Linked DNA regions of Mus musculus: regions 2 and 3 are each linked to region 1. The links are chromatin loops, found by intact Hi-C in ENCODE. Cell type or tissue: heart. All regions are shown on one strand.

What was found. Peaks named below come from ENCODE experiments on the same cell type or tissue, not always from the same donor. Only the 100,000 strongest peaks of a DNase experiment are listed, where the experiment ranks them.
Region 2: it touches region 1 in a loop (6-fold over the local background); 14 of 42 quality-filtered maps call a loop at or near these places.
Region 3: it touches region 1 in a loop (2.8-fold over the local background); 11 of 42 quality-filtered maps call a loop at or near these places.

Annotation. Positions count from the first base shown.
Region 1 is chr6:145,829,344-145,831,843 of GRCm38, reverse strand. No RefSeq gene overlaps it. Among named protein-coding and RNA genes, the nearest start is that of Gm38927, 12 kb to the left of the region's middle. In heart, no CTCF peak of the experiment used is centred here; a DNase peak (open chromatin) is centred at 1,513.
Region 2 is chr6:146,339,003-146,341,502 of GRCm38, reverse strand. All of the region lies in intron 26 of Itpr2 (inositol 1,4,5-triphosphate receptor 2), which reads left to right. Among named protein-coding and RNA genes, the nearest start is that of Gm35596, 120 kb to the right of the region's middle. In heart, a CTCF peak has its summit at 1,472; a DNase peak (open chromatin) is centred at 1,452; H3K27ac peaks cover 579 bases.
Region 3 is chr6:146,169,751-146,172,250 of GRCm38, reverse strand. Itpr2 (inositol 1,4,5-triphosphate receptor 2) reads left to right here. Exons shown (of 57, transcript NM_019923.4): 51 at 832-1,027. The region is part of intron 1 of Gm35768 (a long non-coding RNA gene); the gene reads right to left. Among named protein-coding and RNA genes, the nearest start is that of Gm35707, 26 kb to the left of the region's middle. In heart, no CTCF peak of the experiment used is centred here; a DNase peak (open chromatin) is centred at 1,300.

The DNA of each region.
Region 1 (2,500 bases):
GCAAGTGTGTGTGTGTGTGAGATCCCACATGGCTGTTGTGAAGTGTGTTGCAGTAGGCATGGGTGTGGTTATCCCTTCGACACAGTGACGTTCACCTTTGGTGTAGACCCCAGAGAGGCATGCTGGCTCCATGTGGGATTCCCATGCTGTTATCCAGGATGTCTGTGTGGCTTTCATGCTCACCAGTGTGTGCCAGGAGCCCCTTTCTCCACACTCACTATTGTCACTTCTGTCTTGTTTGTCTAATTTGTTGGGGTTGTTTTTGTTTGTTTGGTTTTTTTTGTTTTTTTTTGTTTTTCCCATGAACCTGGAGACTGCTCACATGATTTGCAAATTGTCAGAGTCCTTGGCCCACTTTAAAAATGGCAATGCTGTCTTCTTGCCACTGAGTTATCTCACCACCATATTAAAGGGAAATAATGCCTCCAGTTTCTGGGACCACCAAAGACAGCTCTGGGAATTTCTGCATGTCCCCTGGTTTATGGAACTGCTCTATTTGAGAGCCACTAACTCGGGTAGAAAGATGCTCTCTCTTAAGTGTTGTCTCGGAGTCTGGAGTCAGAAGTGGTTTCTTATTGTGCTGTCTTATGGAACTTTAAATCTACTTTTAATAAAATTCTTACTTGGGTATTTTGTTGGATCACATGAGTACAGTATTCCAAGCTGTCTTTGGGAACACTCGAGCCCTGGGTGATGCTGCCCTCTGCCCTAGCTTTGTAAGTAACCCCCTGTGGTGGTTAATATTGCCATCTTTACAGGATCTGGGAGATAGACTTCTGGGTGTGTCTGTAAGGGAGTTTCTGGGTAGCGTTAAGGGGTAGACTCACCTCAACCATGGTTAGCACCATGCTGTGCTCTGGGTCCTAGACCAGATAAAAAGAAGGAAGTGTGCTGAGCATCAGCGTTCATCTGGCTCAGATTCCTGACTGCAGATACAGTGCGAACAGTAGCTCATACGCTCCGTGCCCACCCCACCCCACCGTGACAGACTCTCGACCCGCCTTGCCTTCCATAAGTTGCTCTTGCCAGACATTTTGTCATAGCAACCAGGGAAGTAACAGACAGCCCTGCCTTTGTAAACATTCTCATGTGACACTCTGACGCTCCAGTGTTCCCAGCCAGTCGGTGTCTGTCACCCTAACCCTGGCAGTGTCCCTCAAAGCCTCTACTACAAAGTGTTCACACTTGATTATAGTGACCTCTGCAGCATGGGTCAAATTCATAGTAGGTTAAAAAAAAAAAAAAGAAAAGAAAGAAACCACCAATTACTACAAGACCTTACAGAAACACTAATTTTACATTTGAAGATTCTACAAAATGTGACGTCCCGTTGCCTCAGAGACACTCAGTGACATATTAGCCTATAAAACACGCTCACTGCTGTTTCTTCACTGGTAAAGGACCCATTTAGGTCCTTGGCATAAGAAGAACATCCTCTTTCAGAATCAATGATTCTTGCAAGCAGTTCCCTTCCTGGGTATGGAGGCCCGCCTTTGCTCCGATCGGTTCACCTAGCTTCGCAGCACCGGCCAGTAGACTGGCGGTGGCTGCTGCCCCCTAGTGTATAGTTATTAGCTACTGCAGGCACTGAGTTCTTGAATCACCCAGGGAACCTTATGAATGGAAAATAAATGAAGTAATAAAAATAATGGAGACATTTACAATGTCTTAGTCTTTCAGAATGAGTACTTAGAACACTTTTCCAACAATTTCTGAGAGGAATGGCTGTTAAATCTGTCTGTCGCTCTGCCTGCCTGCCTGCCTGCCTGTCTCTCCTCTCTGTTTCTTTCTGTTCTCCTCCCTCTCCCTCTCCCTCTCTCCCTCCTCTCCCCTCTCCCTCTCCCTCTCCCTCTCCCTCTCTCTCTCCCTCTCTCCCTCCTAGCTTTTTTTCCAGTTCTAGTCAGCCATGTAGTTTACAGGACTCAGTGCTGACAGAAAAGGAAATTGTGACAGTGACAGTATGAATTGCCCTGACTTCTCTCTGCTCGCCACGTTTTAATATTGGCAGTTTCAAATGCGAATCTAGGAAAAAAAATTAAATATTAAATCAATTTACCCATCTTATATAGTGCCAATCAATGTGAAAAGAACAGCAAATGAACTCTCATGACAAGCAGAGAGAAGTGGGCCAGAGGGGGCTCCACCCCCGTCACCTTTGGCCTCGCTCGATAGCTTCAGCATACATGGCTGGCAAAGAGATGGGAGTAATGGAGGGCATGTCAGGACCTCTCAGCCTCCTGTTTCCCGGGCCAGGGTGTTGTGTCACTGTGAGTCCAGGTTCTATGGGAGCCGATGGCTTTCCCACAGTGACCTCACCCCTGAAGCCTGCTGTTCTGTGGTACTGGGACATCGAGAATTCGGCATGTAGACAAGAAGTAAGGAATAGCAGATGTGTGCTGGTCACGAAGGTCACCTCTGCTCTTGCTCATGGCCCTGTGTCCCAAGAGACTTCCTTTACAAAGTACAGATGGGATGATGAAGAGTCCTGTGATGGTGGCAG
Region 2 (2,500 bases), 510 kb before region 1:
TCTCCTATGTGTAGTATGTATTAATAAAACACAAGAAATACAGGGGAAATACCTCCCCCAGGCTCTTCTGGGTCTGCTGTCTCCCATCCTTGTTGAATATGGCAATAATTAATTCACCAGAGCTCTAATCTGCATTGGTGCATTGTCAGACATGGCGTTTTAGTGAGCTGGTCATGGACTGATATTTTAAGAACTTTGCTATTAAAAGCAGCATTACTGTGGCAGCTTGGGCAGCTTCTTCCTCTTGAGCCCATTCAAGAGGTGCTTCAGGGATGCACTTAGGAGCCAAGCATCCCATGTGCTGTGTCCTGGCTCACACCAGTCATTTTCTGCAGATCAAGTCTTTTCTTCCAACAGTGTGTGAGAGTTGCCAAACCTCCCGTCCCGGTTACTGTTGGCATGCATGACAACCGTGACCGTTGTTATTTTGATTCCATTAGGTGTTTCAGAAGGTCAATTAATTAATTAATTGGTTAATTACTTTTATTTTTTTTGTTAAAGCTAAGTTCTGTTTGGGAAGGGAATGAGGTTCTGTTTGCTCAGGTGTACCAGATAATGAGGATGGGCTGTAGAGATGGCTCGGCCGTTAACATCTTTGCCGCACAGGAGTTTGGATGCCAGGACTTTGGATGTTTAGAACCTATGGGGGTGGGGGGGCTGTAATTCCAGCATCAGAAGGCAGAGATGGGGAGCGCTTGAGCAAGCTGGCTAGCCAGACCAGTCATCTGGGTGGGTGGGGAGCAGTGGATGTTATTCTTTATCCTCTGGCTCCCGCTGTGGCTATGAAGAGGTTCGCTGCGTGCAGTTGTGTCTTAATATTGAAACGCCAGCTAAGTATATATTATGCCTTACTAGTATTTCTGTTGGTGCGATGTCAGTGTACATATGTATGTTAGATTTCATTTTCTTTTTCCTCAAGCCTGTGACCTCACAGTTAACACTTTATACTTTATTTAAACTCAAACTTGTTTGTCTCACCCACATCTTATTTGGAGTTTATAACACCCAGCTGAAAATTTAACTCCAGCCATGGTACTTTTTCATAACTGAAAACCGATTTCCCCCCCACATTTGCCTGGCGGTTTTCACCAGGCTTTATAGCTTTTAAATGTTCAGGTTCATGTCTACCTGAGATTCTGCGCATTTGCTTCCAGAGTGAGGTAGTTGGGAGTTGCTTTTCTAATTTTTAATTTTTTTTATCTTTTTAATATATATATTTTAAATGTTTATGTGCCTTTTGCCTACGTGTATGGGTGTGTACCACATGTGTGCCCGGTGTCTGTGGTACCAGAAGAGATGCTCTTGTGAGTAGCTCTCTGAGCACATACTCGGCTAAGGACATCTCTGTGGTTACGAGATGTCGGAGCTGTTAGATGACCGATTCTGAGTCGGCATGCATTGATATCCTTCTGTGGGTTGAAGAGGGTGCTTTCCTGCTTGGGGGAATTGTAGCTGCTCCAGCCTGTTGCCAGGGGGCGCTGTTGGTCTGAGCCTTCAGAGACCTCTATCTGCATGCCGGCCTTGAGACAAGGGTTTATATGCTGACCTTTGCTGGGTCCTGCGCTACAAAGCTAACATTACACCTGCCTTCCGGGTGGTCACTCTAGCCTGTAGATTGGAGTCCTTGATAATGGCTTCTGGTTGTGTATCCCTCCATCCACACCCTCACTGAGGAGATGGAGGGGGCGGGGCATGTCCTTTTTGGGGAAGGCCTGTTTTCAGCTGTCTCTGCAGAAGCTCCTGAGGTATCTTCATTCAGGCTTTTAGTGCGGGTGTTGTTATTACGAAGGTACATTCTGTGTGGAATTCTTCTGAGGCCTGAATTTAGTCTGGAGGACATTCTATTTTGTAGTCACACTAAATATAGATTTTTGGTTTGGGATTTTGGGGGCCTCTTTATTAATGGAAATCCTAGTCCTAGATCCCAGGAGTGGGCTTTTCTTTGTGTACAGGGGTTTGAGACCCTTAGGCCATGGCCAGAGTGAAAGCCAAGCTATCTATGTACCTTTGTCTGTCCAGTGGGCTGTGTCTTCCCTAACTCACTGTGTGATGTTTGTAGATTTGTGGTTTCTGGCCAGAACTTTGATCTTTCTTGGCTACTAGACTTGGCCCCTCTCCCTCTCTATCTCCTCCTCCCCAACTCTCCATCTCCCCCTCTCTCTCTCCTTCCTTTCCTCCCTCCCTCCGTCTCCCTATCTCCTCTCTCTCTGTAGGTGCCTACCCCTAATATTAGAACTCAGAATGTAGGTTGCCAGCATAGCCTAAGTTCCTAAGGGGCACCAGTGAACACCAGTGAATTTCTGTCCTGAAATTTTTATGAACTTTCATGTTTTCTGAGTTCCTGTTGAAAAGAAGCATCTTAAATATTTTATCAGTCACCTTTGGATGTTGTCTAGAAGGGGCTCGTCGCATTCTACCTGGCAGTTGTCAAAGACAGTCAGCGACTCTGTGTTTCCAGCCCCTGTATTCGTCCCCTGGTATCTGCACTGATGTTGGAGAT
Region 3 (2,500 bases), 340 kb before region 1:
CTTTTTTTCTTTTAACTAGATCTCATTCACTTGCTAATTCGTAATTTCAGTTTTTTAATGTAGCAATATATGATAAAATGGTTCTCAACACTGGCTGCAGACAGAAGCCATGTGCTTGAGTTTTGATTAGTGAGTAGAGATGGCCTCCCATTAAAGACAGATAATAACGGGTTAGAGGAAGGGAATTGGCAAAACTGTTACTTTTTTGTTTGTGGCTCTGCTTTCAAAGGTATAAATGGACACGGGTTTGTATCCTCATTTGTTTATCTTTTTAGTAAGGAAGAGGGTCCGCATTTCCCAAATATTTTAGATTCAGATATTTTCTATGGCACAGGCTCATAAAATTTCTCTTCGTTTCATTTTCAGTTCCTTGAATGGATGATAAATTTAATGAATTTGCCAACTGTCCATAAACTACATGGGCCTAAGATTATAAATTCTCTAAGTTCAAATGTGAGCGAGTGTGCAGTTCTGCAGGGTCACAACAAAGCGTGTAACACCTATTATGAAGCCAATGTATGCACATTACATGCTACCAGAGCTGTCTACACTGAAACTGTGCCTTGTTTTCCAGCTCAATGGTTGGTGGGCTGCGACCCCCCCCCCCCGCATATCAGATATTTACATTACGATTCATAACAGTAGCAAAATTACAGTTATAAAGCAGCAACTGAATAATTTTATGGTTGGGGTCACCACCCATGAGGAGCTGTATTAAAGGGTCACAGCATTAGGAAGGTTGAGAACCACCGTTCTAACTCAACTGTTTGGGTTTATTGTAAAATGTTATTTGTTTGAAGGTTATTTTTTTAATTATTATTATTTCTGTAGCTTTTTGATTTGGTATATAGAGAAGAGACCCTGCTGAATGTCATCAAAAGCGTCACACGGAACGGCCGCTCCATCATCCTGACCGCGGTCTTGGCTCTTATCTTGGTCTACCTGTTCTCCATCATCGGCTTCCTTTTCTTAAAGGACGACTTCACCATGGAGGTGGACAGACTGAAAAACAGAACTCCAGTCACAGGTAGCCTCCCTACGCTCAGAGCTCTTCCCTGCCCTTGTAACTTGTCCACCCCTTGTTGGTGGGATTTCGGACAATCTGAGATAAAGTTTTCACTTTTGAATTGTGGTCTTGTTTACCGCTGCTGTGGTTTGAGGGCCGGGCGTCCTCCTCACCTCCTGGGTTTGAACATCTGGTCCGCATGTGCTGGCCCTGACTTAGCCAGTGGAGCCTCACAGAGGAAGTGATTGACTGGGGTGGGCCCTGCGGTTGGGTAGTCTGGCCTCACTTCCGGTCTGCTGTCCACTTCCTGGCAGCTAACATGGTGTGACCGGCTGCCTCTGCGCTGCCTTGGCTGCTGCCTTGTGGCTCTGTATCCCTTTGTACTGTTAGCCAAAATAAACTTCGTTTCTTCCTCCAGTTGCTCGTTGTTAGGTGCTTGATCCCAGCAATGATTAAAGTAACTAATACAGCATGTAAGAGCCGAGGATTTGAAATACTTTAGCCTGCACACGATCAGAGTGGTTGGGAAATACACGGGAGAAATCATCTGTGCTCCATCCTACAGGGTTTCGTAATGCTGCGTGTACAGCAGGAGGCAGCGGCAGCTTTGCTGCAGGAGACCCGAGGATTCTCTTGTTCCTCTTCTTTCCGTTTCCCCAAAGGACCTCAGAGCGGCCGCTCGGCCATTATCCCGCAGGCATTGCATTATATCCAAATAACTTAAAATGATAAATGCTTTGATAAATGGTGATCATCAGGCAGTACTAAGTGTGTTTGAGCAGATGAACACCAGAGCTGTGCTTAAAGGACCCCAGTCTTCAGTGCATGGCTGCTGGAGTCTCTGCATGACGTTTGCCACCCGATCGCTTAGACAGCACCCAGTGTTCTCACTGAGAGGCCTTGGCACCAGGAGCTGGCCTCCCCTGTTGTCACTGTCCTTTGCTTCTCACCTGGCATATATACCCTTGTTGCTGGACTAATCCCTTTCTTAACCTTTCCCCTGGTTTGCTTGATAGAAACCATGATTCTACATTGTGCTGTTTTCTTGCTTTCACAAACTACTGTTTATAGAGATGGGAAATCACAAAACGACATCACTTTCTCTCCCAAACCATTGAGATTTAATTAGTGGAAACATTTGCAGTGTCCTGTCTTTCCTTTAGCATGTAATCCTTAATTACAAAATTGACAGTGTATGGTGATGTCTTTAATAAGATTATGGAATGACTAAGCAGGGGCTGGTCATTTATTAGTGAGTCTAAATGGGCTGCACAAGCCACAGAAACATCAGCTTTACACATTTTAAATTACAACACTGGGAGATACTCTTGAACTCCACGCCGAGTATTAGACTTAGTTCTTGGGAATGTGAATGCTGTTGTTGCCTCATAGGCTTTCTCTAGAGTTTCACACGCATGCTGCCAGCTTTCCATCTCTTGTAACAAAAAGCCCAAGAAAATAACTTTAATACAAGGAAATGACTTATTTTGGCAG